Linked DNA regions of Homo sapiens: region 1 is linked to region 2. Evidence: chromatin contacts called from ENCODE Hi-C or POLR2A ChIA-PET data. All regions are on one chromosome and are shown on one strand. The core of a region is the stretch at or near the end of the contact, and the rest is flanking DNA. Distances in the headings are between cores, read along the strand shown. Region 1 overlaps LINC02391 (long intergenic non-protein coding RNA 2391). Region 2 overlaps LOC105369896 (a long non-coding RNA gene).

The links. Hi-C counts contacts between places; a loop is a spot of excess contacts on that map. ChIA-PET counts read pairs that join two places held with the same protein, here RNA polymerase II (POLR2A). Pooled maps may share reads with other maps.
Region 1: a loop to region 2 is called in a pooled map, with 2.2 times the contacts of the local background. The contact joins two enhancer-like sites. A Hi-C loop is called at or near these places in 1 of 50 pooled maps. POLR2A ChIA-PET finds 5 or more read pairs at or near these places in 2 of 52 experiments (B cell and naive thymus-derived CD8-positive, alpha-beta T cell).

The regions. Positions count from the first base shown.
Region 1 is chr12:92,338,228-92,344,834 of GRCh38, forward strand. All of the region lies in intron 2 of LINC02391 (long intergenic non-protein coding RNA 2391), which reads right to left. Among named protein-coding and RNA genes, the nearest start is that of LINC02391, 22 kb to the right of the region's middle. Within about 2 kb of position 2,849, at least 2 of the 41 ENCODE cell types and tissues checked have a DNase peak (open chromatin) inside an H3K27ac peak, as active enhancers do.
Region 2 is chr12:91,573,982-91,581,475 of GRCh38, forward strand. The region is part of intron 1 of LOC105369896 (a long non-coding RNA gene); the gene reads right to left. Among named protein-coding and RNA genes, the nearest start is that of LINC02823, 250 kb to the left of the region's middle. Within about 2 kb of position 4,895, at least 3 of the 41 ENCODE cell types and tissues checked have a DNase peak (open chromatin) inside an H3K27ac peak, as active enhancers do.

The DNA of each region.
Region 1 (6,607 bases), core at 1,599-4,098, 760 kb after region 2:
TGGTTTTACTCCCAGTTCTAATATAAACTCTGTAAACTTGGGAAATTAACTAAATTTCAAGGAGCTCAATTCTGTCATCTGTAAAATGGGTATGATAATACTTTCCCTTCCTGATAACAAAAGTAGCGTTGAGATCAAGGGAGCAAATTGATGTGAAATATAATCCTTAGCCCACCCATTTTAGACCACGCTTTGCTAAATTTTGGTGTTCACCTAGCTTGGTCTATTCATATCAACACTGTTATTAAAATTGTCACTTGGGGGTTCAGTTATTTTAGGTGTCATTAACAGCAACTGAAGGAGGTTTTTAATGATATGAATGATTGAGAATGTATATACTATGGAATGAGAACAAGAAACAGTTCACCCTAAGTTAATTATGTAACAAATAAGTGTAGTTCTGGTGTTAGCATTCAATTTCTCCTCATTGGAGAGTTGGCCATTTCTCTGCCTTATGGGATCTGGAACCCTTCTCTTTCCATCTCCCAATTTTGCATATCTCTTAGTGCTTGTCCTCTGTGTTTCCTATAATTACCAGACTGGTTGGCATGGTTAGTTCCCTATATCTGGCCATTTGCTCTTTACAGATAATTTCTGGATTCCATGGAATTTGCATTGGCAAGTTCCACATTCCTGGTGTCCTTTGGGAAACTCTGGAATGCTGGTTCTTTCCTATCGGGAATGGAGTTTCTGCTGAATGTGCTTCCTGTTTTGCTTGGTTTTTATTTTTGTGATTATTATGTGTTAAAGGTTGTAGGGGATTCCCTTGGATGCAAATATCTACTGCCCCTGAGGCATTTTACTGTGAGGAACACTTAACCTGTCTCTCTATCCTTCCCTGTCCGGTACTCCATTTCTCTACACTGATTTGTGAGAACAGCGGGGGTTGGACAGGCCCATTTTGGGCAAGATAAGAAAAGCATTAACTTGTGTGACTTGACAATGGTTCCTCTGTTACACCAAATTTATGGAACCCAAGGTACTTCCTGGATCCCTTCTTCGTGACCATTATCATTATAACTGTCATTTATTAAGTATCTACTATGTTCCAAGTACTTCAAAGCTGTAATCTCATAGAATCCTCATAAAGATTCTGCTACGGGCAGGTCTTTGTTCTTAGAGCTCCCAAGATGGTGGCAGGCCACTCCCAAGATGGTGGCGGGCCACTCCCAAGATGGCAGCAAGCCTTTTGTTCTCTGACTTGGGGTTCTTGGCCTCACAGATTCCAAGGAATGGAACCTTGGGCCACACAGTGAGTGTTATTGCTCTATTAGAAGCCGTGGGTCATGGGAGAGAACCGTGGAACCCAGCAACTTGTGTTCAGCTCGATTAGGAGGAACCCAGGCACTTAGCCGCTCAGGAACAATGGCGAGCCTCTAGCCCGATTGGCAGCGGCAATGGGTGTCTCCCTGGATCAGAAGCACAGCAGACACCCTGCCAGATCCAGAGGCATGGAAGTCAGCAGTGGGTCTGCGATGGCAGCGGTCAACAGTGGTGGATAGTGAGCAAAAGCTCAGCTGGAGCTGGAACAAACATGGACCAGAAGCGTGTGCAGTTGCAAGATTTAATAGAGTGAAAACAGAGCTCCCATACAATGGGAGGGGACCTAAAGTGGGTTGCCACTGCTGGCTCGAATGCCTGGGTTTATATCCCGATCATTATCCCTCCCCTGTGCTCTCAGGCGATAGATGATTGACTATTTCTTTACCTCCTGCTTTTAGCCTAATTGATATTTTAGTGAGCTCTCTTTACTACCTGATTGGTCGGGTATGAGCTGAGTTATAAGCCCCGTCTTTAAAGGTGGATGGGGTCACCTTCCCCAGCTAGGCTTAGGAATTCTTAGTCAGCACAGGAAATCCAGCTAGTCCTGTCTCTCAATTCCATGAAGTTTCATATCTTACAGATGTGAAAATGCACACATAAAGAGATAACTTCCCTAAAGTGACAAAAGTAGGTGTGGTCAGGACCATGTTTTAATCCCAGTGTTATCTGCTTGGGCCAAAGCCCTTGATTTAATCACAGGCCTCCATCATGCCCATTGTCCACTACAACTGTAACCACTCAGGAATCAAATGCTTAACTATTTAATGTCTATTTTTATGGCAGTTTTTTTTTTAGCAAAGTTAAAGATTTTAATTAAAGTTCAATTAAATTTCCAAAAGCTACACTTGCCTTTGGTTACATCTTTTTAGCAATACAGTGGTGGAGTCTTCCACTTAATTCCTTAAAAAAAGTTAACATTGTGTGTTCTTAGCATCACAAGTTCTGAGTGACAAGCAGCATTAAAGGGCATTTATTTGATGTCTGAATTTCCTCTGCAACATCTAACAAGGCTCACCTCTGTTTGAACAAAGCATCTCATTCCCTCCTCGGAAAGTGGGGGCTGTAAGATTGAGTCTCTGGTTACTAGGCGAAAAATGTCAGTATTAGATTGGCAAGGTAGGTGTTGGCCCAGCCAAGTCACATGGAATCAGCATCTGGACATGTGACATACTTTAGTTACTAGGATTAGTGTTGAAAAATTTATTTTGTCTTTCCCTCATCTGTTGAGCGTGTTAGCCACTAAAATATAGGAATGTAAACTTCCAACAGAGTTTTCTATTCCACCCTTTGCATTCTTCCCCCAAGGGGAAAGAGTCTACCTTGGACTGGCAGGATTCCAAAAGACAGAGCTTTTCCAAAAGACATTATCGAGCCGTTATTGATGATTAGCAATGATAATAAGCTAATGTTTCTTTATACACTGTCAGGCACTGTGTTAAGCATTTTTAAGGCATTCTTTTATTTACTCCAATGAAAGTGAAATACCACCTACGGATGTGATGAGGACTAAATGAGATAAGACAGAGCACTTAAAACCACGCCTGTCTGGGCATACTGTAAGCCTCAGTGACTACAGCCATGATTGTAATCAGTGACTGTATTTCCTTACTCTTAAAGCAGAGACAGGAGCAAGCTGGTGGAATCGCCCTCAATATTAACTCACATTTTTTACCTGATACCATTTCCAATCTTCTGTGAAATCCTATCCAGACCCTGTACTGACTCCCCTGGCAATTTCAACAAGAAATATTCTACCTTTCACTGCCAATTTGTTTTGGTAGAGGCTGATCTGCAGTCTGAACATAAATGAAAGGGAATCCACCCGCAATAATAAAGAGTGAGCCTGGCCCATCATGATCAGAGACTGGCCCCTAACATGTTGACACAACGGCTGAACTATTTGAACACTGGAATGAACAAGTTGCAACAACTCCTGCAAGTCTCAGGAACTAATGTACGGACAACGACGCGCATTTCACTGACAGAGTCCTGATAATATATTGCAGGAAAACCCACGGGCCAGCCGATAACACTCAGCGTTAATTTGTTTACCCAAAAATTAGAGGAAGGAGAAGTTGGTGATTTGCAAAAAAAGAAGTTTTGGTAACAAGCGTAACGTTGGTGTGTAATTTTCCTAATTGAATTGCCAAATTTCTACCCACCACTGATCTTAATTTATAATAATGCTTCCATCTGTCTCACCTCCAGCATAGGAAATGGGAAGAGGGTGGTCTCTGCCTTAACATGGTAAGAAGAATATCTGCAGGTAGTAGGTAATCTTTAAATTACATGTGTGATACTGGGAATTGCATATAAGCAAATAAGGAAGCTCATTACTTTTCCAGATTTCAATTAACTGTATATTTGTAAAAATGCTTTCAGTTAGCAACATTTTGAATGGTAAAGGGATTGAAATTTACCTAAAAGAAAACCTTTTATAATGGTTTAGCAAATTTCAAGATTATCTAGGGCAGTCTGCATGGCCCTCAGATCATAGTGAATTAGTAATTTCTTGTGCAGAAATTGTCAAAAAACAGGAGGAAGTCAGGTGCCTATCTAGAAACATAAAAATTGGGAATAACACAAAAAGGAAACCTTGACTTCCTACTAGGTATATTAGGCATTTAATTTAAAACTTCATTTACTTTTTAAAAATTAACACAATACATGTTCACAATTCTAAAAACTCAAATACAACAAAACGTTTAATATAAACTTCTTACCCTCTCATTCCCAATTCCATTCCTTACTTTCAAACATTTCAGCAGTTTCTTCTATTTATTTCCATATTTGTATACTCTCTCTCTCTCTCTCTATATATATATATAGCTATTTCTTGATTATTTTGAAAACTTACTGACCACTGAATAATGACCTCCTCCAGGTAAAATGAGGATATCTTTCTTTTACATCAACTCCTGTCCCCATAGGCTTAATGTGATTATATAAAAATTTCTAGTTAAATCAGTAGAACTGGGACAGGCCACAAAGGCTGATCCAAGCCGAGAAATTGGAGAGAATAATGATTTTTTTCTTGGCTAAAGTTGTGTATCCTTGGAATTACTATCAAAGCAGCAAACATGCAATGCAAAAGATCCACCTAAGCATTAGGCTATATATGTATCAACTCTGGCTCTTAGTACCTCCCTTGCTTCCTCTCCCAAGGTGCAGCCTGGGTTCAAGGTCCTAGCAGTCCACACATTGTGAGGACTCCTCTAGATCAGACCAAGCAAGGCTCTGAGGTCATTGCTGCTGAGCTGGCCTTGGTGATGGTGATAAGCATTAGTGCCACGCCAGCACTCCAGAGCTAATACACTATTATAATATACTGATTGGGCTATAATGTACAGTTTTAAAATTCTGTCTAATTTTTTTTAAATCTATAAATTAAAAAAAATCTTCTTCTTTATGTTGATTTCCTGAATACTAAAAATAGTATAAGGGCAACAATTATTCTTGGTACTACTTATGTAATTTAATCATTAAAAGCTACATGTAGATCTAGTATCATGACACCAGAAATTTTCCGAAGAATTTTTTTTTTTTTAGTTTGAGACAGGGTCTCACTCTGTTGCCCAGGCTGGAGTGTGCAATAGCACAATCATGGCTCACTGCAGTCTTGAATCCTTGGGCTCACGTAATCCTCCCATCTCAGCCTCCCAAGTAGCTAGGACTATAAGTATGCACTACCATGCCCAGCTAATTTCTAAATTTTTTGTAGAGAAGAGGACTCGCTACGTTGTCTAGGCTAGTCTTGAACTCCTGGCCTCAAGAGAGTCTATCTATCTATCTATCTATCTATCTATCTATCTATCTATCTATCTGTCTAGTAGAGACAGGGTCTCGCTATGTTGCCCAGTTTGGTCACAAACTCCTGGCCTCAAGCAATCCTCTTGCTTTGGTCTACCAAAATGCTGGGATTACAGGCATGGGCCACTGTGCCTAACTTAAAAAAAAAATAAATAAAAATAAAAGTAGACTGTTTTAGAGCAGTTTTAGGTTCATAGCAATACTGGATGAAAGGTACAGAAATTTTCCATATACCTCCTTCTCCTACACGTGCATAGCTTCCCCCATCATCAACATCTCCCACCAGAGTGGTACATTTGTTAAAACTGATGAACCTGCACTGGCACATCATGATCCAAAGTCCATAGTTTACATTAGGTTTCACTCCTAGTGTTGTGCAGTCTATGGGTTTAGATAAATTTATAATGACATACATCTATCATTACAGTATCATACAGAGTAATTTCACTGCCCTAGAAATCCTCTGTGATCCACCAACGGTCTTATTATGTTTTTCCACAAAACTGCCTACAATCTTCTTTAAAGCTGTATTTAAAATAGTTAATGAATTTGACATTTCTGACAACCTTTATTGACTTTTTCTCTGTTGATCATAAAAGCCATAATATTTTTACTGAGAAAATACTCTCATATGTGCTGAGGTATTTTGTAACTGCAGAGTCAATTCTGCTCAATGAAGGATATTCTTAAGGGGGTTATTGAATTGTATAAATATTTTGGTCTAATTATTTTAAAGGTACTATATCATACCCTTTATTCAGAGTGCCTCCTTTTTTTCAAATACATTTTAGGAGACAAAATACATTGAATAAGTTTTTTCTATCTGCAATTATTTCAATGTTTTGCCAATTTTGATGCTGCAAAAATCATAGGCTTCTTAGTTTTATTTCATTCGCACATGTAATATAAATTACTATTTTAAAGTAGAGGTCCTTGAAAAGATTTTTCTTGCAAGTTGAGATATTTAAAAACACAGAATTTCAAAATTAAATTTTGTTCACCAGGCAAGTTACCATTGTTTAATTTGTTCTGTTCCTTCCTTGCTTTTGTAAGAATAAATTATGTCTTTCTATCTGAAAAATTTGTTTTTAATAACTATAATCACTAAAAACTTCGAGAGCCAGTTTGGTGCTCCATTTCTTTTGAATATTTTGATTAAAGTTTTTCTAACTATTTTTGAAAATTTAGAGTTCTCATTTTGGTATTATTAAATTTAGACTTCTCATTTGATATTATTATTAAAAAATAGTTCTTCAAAGGCTTAAATATTTATAAAATCTAATTTAAGATAAGCAACAAAGAGAGAAAATAGATACTTCCAGAATATAATTTTTTTGTTTAACTTTCTTAATGTCAGCTTCATATAAACAAATACGTTATGGTTCACTTCAAATATATATATATATATATAAATAAATATATATATAACTACTTTATATATTAAACTGCTTTATATATATTATATATAAATATA
Region 2 (7,494 bases), core at 3,645-6,144:
TAGCGGAAAGGGGTACAAGGGAACTCTGTACTTTCTACTTAATTTTGCTATGAAACTAAAACTTCTCTAAAAAATAAAGTCTGTTCAAGAAGCTAAAAAATTAGTATGCACTGTTCTCTCTGCCCCACTTCTCACAAATTAGTGATTGCTCTCACACTCACCTAGTCACAGTACTATCTTCTGATTGTGTATGAGTCTCTGTTGTCTGTCAACCTGGGTAAGTGAAATTGTCTTTCACTTGGCAGAACATAAGTGGTAAGGAAAATCTTTGACTATCTTGGTCCACATGAAAAAAAAAAAAGATTCACTTGATTTTGCTTCCTACAATAAGTATTGTGCCTTGATGTATACTTCAAAGAGACATGGCACAGATAGAGAAAGGGCAAAAAGAAAGAAAAAAAAATCAATATGGGAAAATATCATTTCTGATTGCTGTGAACCATTTCAATGTTCCCTATTTGTTTTATCAATCAAAGAAAGACTCTGATGGTATACAGGCTTATTCAGCACCATAGAAAATGTGTGTTTATGATGTCCAGAGAAGACAGTGTGTCCTGGCCAGTCACCATGGTAACCTCTAAAAGCAAAGATTATGTCTGATTAGGTTGCCCTTCTCAGGAGGAACTGACCAGAAAAAATCTTTTGAAAAGTTTAAAATGAAAGGTAGGAAGATACTGGTACTAATTTTGCACAGCTGTTCTCCTCCCTGACTCCCTTAATAAGAGTGACTCACGCTATTTTCTAGAACCTTTTTTCAATCCCATAGAGAGCTTCCAAAGACATCCTCCCCTTGTTGAAAATGTACCTCAGCTCAGTCCTTTGTGGTTATTGTCACCACAGCCCATAATCAGAATTCCTGATACCTTTGTGATTGCCTGTAAAGAGATTAATGAATGTTCCGAAAGAAACAATTAAGGAAATAAAAGAAGTGAAACATAATCTGCTCTGAAAAAGTTGTGAAAGGAAGCAAAAGCTCAATCATGCCTCTCCTTCAGTGATTTGGAAGGCGAGCAAACGCCAGCAAGGTGGAAATATTGAAGAAGCCGGAAGACTACTTAATGTCATAGTTAATTTGTGGAAGTTATTAGTGCTCTTTGTATTAAAAATAATCCTTTTTGAGCAAGATTTGTGTTTTTCTCAAGCTTCTACAGCTAATACTAGTGCCTTTAAAGCAGAGGGTATATCAGCTATTCTGCTTTCGATTTCATTTTTTACACAATGTAATAAGTGAAATTATTGGGGAGTTACTAACATAAAGAGAAGTATCAAGTAGAGGAAATGATAGGTGTACTCCTACTTAACTGAGATGGTATATTCTTACTGGACTGATAGAATATTCTAGACTGGCAATATAATTTATGTAAAGTCTGCAAAATATTTGCAAACTTTTTGGTGTTTAATAGACCTAAAAAATGGGTGGCATTAAATGTCACTGTAATCATTTACATGGTAAATGTGATTATTTATTCAATTTATTGCATTAAAAAATCTGCATTTGAGCAAAAGATAAAAGCTAAGAGTCATTCTTTTCTCTCTTTTTATTGAAAGTAAATAGCTTTTTAAATTATACATGATTATTATAATAAATCTGTGGGAAATGTGGTAATATATATACAATTAAAACTGCACAACCCCTTTGCCTACAGGTTGATTTCCACGTGTACATGAAAATGTGTTAGATGATTCTCATTGAAGCAAAAGATACAAAGCTATATAAATGCCCTCTGTGGGCACCAGGTTTAAAAATTATGATGTATCCATATGATGTAACACAATGTTGTTTTCAAAAAGAGTGAGAACCTGCTATATAGGTCAATAAGGAATATTATCCAAATATCTTAAATGATGATGCAGCAAATACATAATGTCTATGATGTGTCAGATATATTCTAAATGCTTTTTGTGTATCAAATAATTTGATCCTCACGACAACTCCATTAAGTAAATACCCTTATAAGTCCCATATTATAGAAGAGTAAAGAGAAGCACAGAAAAGTTAGGTAACCTGCCCAAGGTAACACAGCTAGCAAAGGGTAATGACAGGTTTTGATCCCACAGTCTGACTTCAGAGTCTGCTGAGTAATACTGTAAAGCAACTGTCAGAACAGTGCGTGTAATATATTGCTAGTGTATGATTAAAAGAATATACATATACATACACACATACATATAAATACATACATATATATACAGTTGATCCTCATTATTCATGGGTTCTTCTACTTGCTAAGATATATTTGTATTAATAACTCCAAAATCAATACTTGCAGAACTTTCTAGGTTAAAGAAGGCAATGCTCTGCCCTCTTATTTCAGCTTCCATACTATAAACAAGTGTCCTTTTCATGGTCTATTTAGTGCCAAATGTTTCTCATTTTTGTGCTTTTTTGCTGGTGATTTTACTGTTTAAAATTTCCCCCAAGCATAGTGTTGAAGTGCTGTCTACTGTTCCTAAGCACAAGAAGACTGTAATGTGCCTTATGGTGAAAATATATGTGATAAACTTTGTTTGGGTATGAGCTATAGTGGCTGTGAGTTTAATGTTAATGAATCATAAATAAGATGCCTTCATACACAAAAACACACAAAACAAAGTTACGTATAGATCAGATGATGACACTGTTGTGACCAAAGGCTTTCAGAAACCTAACTCTGTATTTCCCATAGGAGCAATGGTACAGTAGTGACTAATTCAGTGTTCACAAAGACTATAGAACACACCTACTGAAAACAAACATTTTATATTTTTATATATATATATATATGTATGTATATATTGCCTAGCAAAATCTTACAAAAATGATGAACTATAAACTGTGGGTGTCTTTGAGAGGGAAATTAAGGTACTGGAGTTCAGAAATGGAAGATTTACCTTTCACCTTAAGAAATTTTATCATGTATATTCTTCATGAAAATATTTTTATGTAAACCGTACAGAGAAAGAAAAAGTTTTCCAAACTTCTGCCTAATCCCAACTTCCTGCAAATAGTTTCATAAATAATTTTTAGGCTTTTAAAATACAAATAGAAATATATTATTATATTCTATAGCATCTTTCTTTTTGAAACTTTATATGCTGAACTTCTAAATCAAAACATAAATGACTACCTATTTCTCCCTTTCTATGTCCCACCAAAAAGAAATAAAGCCCCACAGTCTCACACTAAGAAACAGAATCATGGATTTCTTTTTCCAGACTGTCCACCTACGACTGGCATTTCTGCAAGAGTCCTGTAACAACATTTTGAAGATAAAATCATGCCATGACTCTGAAATTGGAAGTACAGAACATATAAGAAAATAAATCAAGAAATGAGGGGAATCTCCCGAAAGGTTTTGCTAATTTTTATATTTTCACTTCTTAGCTCCAACCAGAGAATTTTTATTACAATAGAAGAGAAAATAATTTACTCCAAGTCAGTCACATATTAAGCATTTTCTAGATTTTACTTGGTCTTCATACTACTAAAAGGTGATATAATTATTCCTATTTACTGATAGAGAAAATAGGCTCTGAATGATTAGGCAGCTTTCGCAAATCAAATCATTCATGTCTCTTGAAAGCAAGATAAGGAGCCCTTTCCTATGCTCATCTTCAGGTGAATGTCCATAAATATTTTTGTACCAATTCTAATATTTGACTGTCATATCTGCAGGTTACTGGACCACTTTTTATTGTGATACTTAATTTATACAACATTAAATGGCCTCCAGTGTCCTCAAAGACTGCCTAGCAGATGTAATGTGGATATCCCAGAACACAATAATTAGACTTTTAGAGTCACAAACACACACCGCTCATTATATTAGAAACTGAAACTCTAACCATTTCAGTACTGCTCTTCACGAGGGTTAAGATATTGATTTTGTTGTTTAAAAAAACAAAAACAAAACAAAGCAAAACAAAACAAAAATGACCTCCTTAAGATACTGACACCTAGGTTTAAAGGAAAAAAGTGCTGCAAACTTAGAGCTACTTAAGATAATGGCTTCTAGAACTGAGTTAAGTTGAATACAAATGAAGTCAAGGAACAGTTCTCAGGATCGTGCTGTATTTAAATTAGACCTACTGGCATATTTAATGTTTGAATTGTAATACGCACTGATATCCTCTAGAGGGAGAATGAAACAAGAATAGGCAAATTATTTATTTTAAAAAGTGGGTGAATTTGAATAATCCTGAAAATTGTCCCGTAACAGAAAGAAGTCATTTAACCAAATCTGTCATAAACAAACCACAGACTGGTTAATTTTATTGTGGTATATTTTCTAAGTAGCTGAATTAGCTTCTATAATAAAGACCCTATTTTTAGTTTTCTATTAATTTTGAATTAGAAAAAAAAGCTACATGCACACACCCACAAAATTTCACCCACTTTACTACTTATAAATTGCAAAAACGTCTATATTATAGCGTAGATAATGACCTGCTTAAAACACTTTCTAAAAACTGTGCATTTCATTCTTAGTATTCATAAAATAAACACAATGCCCATCTACCCAAATATAATGTGACACAGCCTAAGAAAAGGAGGCATTCTGCAAAGCAAATTACCAAAGGCTACATAAAATACTTCATAAGGTTAAATATCAGAATAATTATTCCTCTTCCCGTCACAATTTTCTTAGGATGGTCAATGTTCTGCTAAAATCATCCAATCTTTTAACGTTTGGAGACCCAGAGAAAAAGCACCAAAATAAGTGTTTATGTGCATTGTACAAGAACTGAAATCCAGGTAGCTTCACTGTTATTACAGAATCTGAAGAAATAAACATCCCACAGAGATGAGATCACTATCTCCAGAAATAAAGGTTTCCAAAAGAAAAACAATTGTGAAAGGAAATTATCCTCTTTACTAACAATATGGTGATCAGCCATTCCCGCTTTCTCCTGATGATGAGGTGATGTCACCGGTCAGAAGCACTGGCCTATTTTCTGTACTGCCTATGGTGGGTTGGATTGGATGAAAATAAACATCTTACATAACAGGCCGGCTGTGCTCTCTGTCTTTTTTTTTTTTTTTTTCCAAAGAGATTTTCCCAGCATGAATTCAGTGTGTACAATTAACATTGGCCAAATTTCAGCTGAAAAATCTGTTAGGTTTATAAGCAGATTCACAAATACAGCTTATGTATGCTGCCTCCCATTCCTCTACTAGCCTAGCTCCTTTTTACGCACACACACACACACACACACACACACACACACAGGCACACACACAACACCACCACCATCACCACTGACATCACCTCACCCCCACCACCTCCACCCCTCCTGTAATCAAAACAGCTTTCTACCAACAGAAAAGGGACAACAGGCAAGTTAAAATTGAAATTGGTCTTTGAACAGCAGAAACAAAATAGAAGATTGCAGATTAGAGCCATTGTCTTGTCCCAGTAATATAAACCAGACCCCCCTCAGTGCTTATTTTCTCAGAATTGAAGAAGATAAATCAAAGATTATGAGCCTAACCAAAAAGAGGCATCCTTATGCTAGTGGCTTTTACAGTCATAAAAAGAGCAAAGCCAGAAGTGAGTATTTTCAATTGTCATTTGTAATAATTAGTAAAAATACTGCAGTTTTCTGTCATAAATCCTGTTGTACGTGGAGGGATTTATTAATCTTTAAGCTTTGGTATTTATTGTAGACGCTACTTATACAGAGGAAACATAAAACTAAAGGACTCAGCTTGATTTTCCTAATTCCTGAAGGTAGAATAAAATCAGAGATGCCAAAGATCTGAAAGAAACATGTGCTTGAACAGCCTGGATAGAAGCTCATTTAAAATCAGCAATATAATTCACAGTGGGGTTTGGATGGAATACTTTAACTGACCTAGTGGTCTTAGTTTCAGAGAAAATCCGTCATACAGTCTAAACTTAGTAAATATCTGAATATCTATCATATGCCTAACAAATGGCAAATATTGATTAACTTAAATATTATAGAGTTGAACTTAGATGATGAGATAATTCTTTGCATTGTTAAGCAATAAAAAACATTACTAATTTGTAGGCCAAGACAGAAAAATGATTCAGAGTGAATGCAAAGGAGATGATGAATTAAGATGATCTGATCCTTCCTGTCATAAAAAATAATCACCATTTTTCTAACCCAAATAAGAGCCACACTGAAAAGGGCTGAAATGCAGCTCTCTTTTACTTGGTGCATATACTTAATGTCAAGTCAAGAAAGCCAGTCCTGTACCTGTATATGCCTTACTGTGTATCCATTTACAGTTGCTGATCTATGTTTACAGGCTACTCTATCTCTTAGAATGTGCTTCAGTATGTTATATATGTACTTAATATATACCAGTAATACCCATTTGTTTGAAGATAGAATATGCATGTGAAGAATTAGCTGTAATATTTTGGAAATATAATTAAATTTGCATTCTAAATACTTGCATTTAAATCTCAGCTTTGATTGTTACTGACAGTAAAACCTTAGACAATTAATTGTGCTTCTCTAATCTTCAGCTCCCTCATCTGTAATGTGAAGACAATTATGTTTTTAAGAGATGTTGGGAGGAAAGAAAGAAAACACGTACAATGGATCCAACACAGTGCACAGCAAATAGTTGAATATCCATGTATGTGTGTATATGTATGTGTATATATACATAACTTTGAATGATCAAAGCAATATATATTCATTGAGTAATTTTGCAAGGAAGCAATATTGAATTATTTAACATTTAACAATAAAGGAAAAATATAGCTTTTTAATTTCTTAGAACAATTACTTATTTACTTGACTTAAAGGATGATAATGACCCATAATTTTTGTATATGTATAGTTATTTGCATTGAATGGGTAGTATTCAAATTAATTTTCAATTGTTGAATCAAACAAATATGTTTGAATGCTTATTTTATGTTTAATAACAGAAGAGGGGAAAGAATTATTTCAGCAGTTTATTGTCTTCCAGGAGATTTCAAAGTTTTGGGAGAGATGATACATTAAAGAAACACTTATAAGACACTTAGTAATTATCTTATTATATCAGATGTAAGTGTTCTAGGAGGCAAAAAGAAATGTTGGTAAATTAAGAACAGTTACTGCTTTTATGTGCATTTATAAAATGGCAAAAATCTGTTTATTTTATGAAAGAAAATTCTTTATGAATATCTAATATGAAATTATGATCTCTTGAAATATCTTCTATACATTTAGGAGAATAATGTTTCTTGAAGTAAGTATTTTTTGACAGTGCTAAAAAACTCAAATCTCAGTAGGTTTACAGTTGAAAATAATTTAAAAGAAACAGCAAAAAAGATGAACATCTTCAGAGAAATATACTTGTAACAAGTTAATATCTTTAAAAACTACATATACAAAATAGTAATGTATAGAACATATTTTCAAGTTATAGTTCTGTGAGAAAATTAAAAATGTGGAATCACGGTCCTTTTTTTACAAGCTTTGAATTACCATTTTTAAAACTGGTGGTGAAAGCTGATTGATTTTACTAGAGTTTTAGTTTGCTAT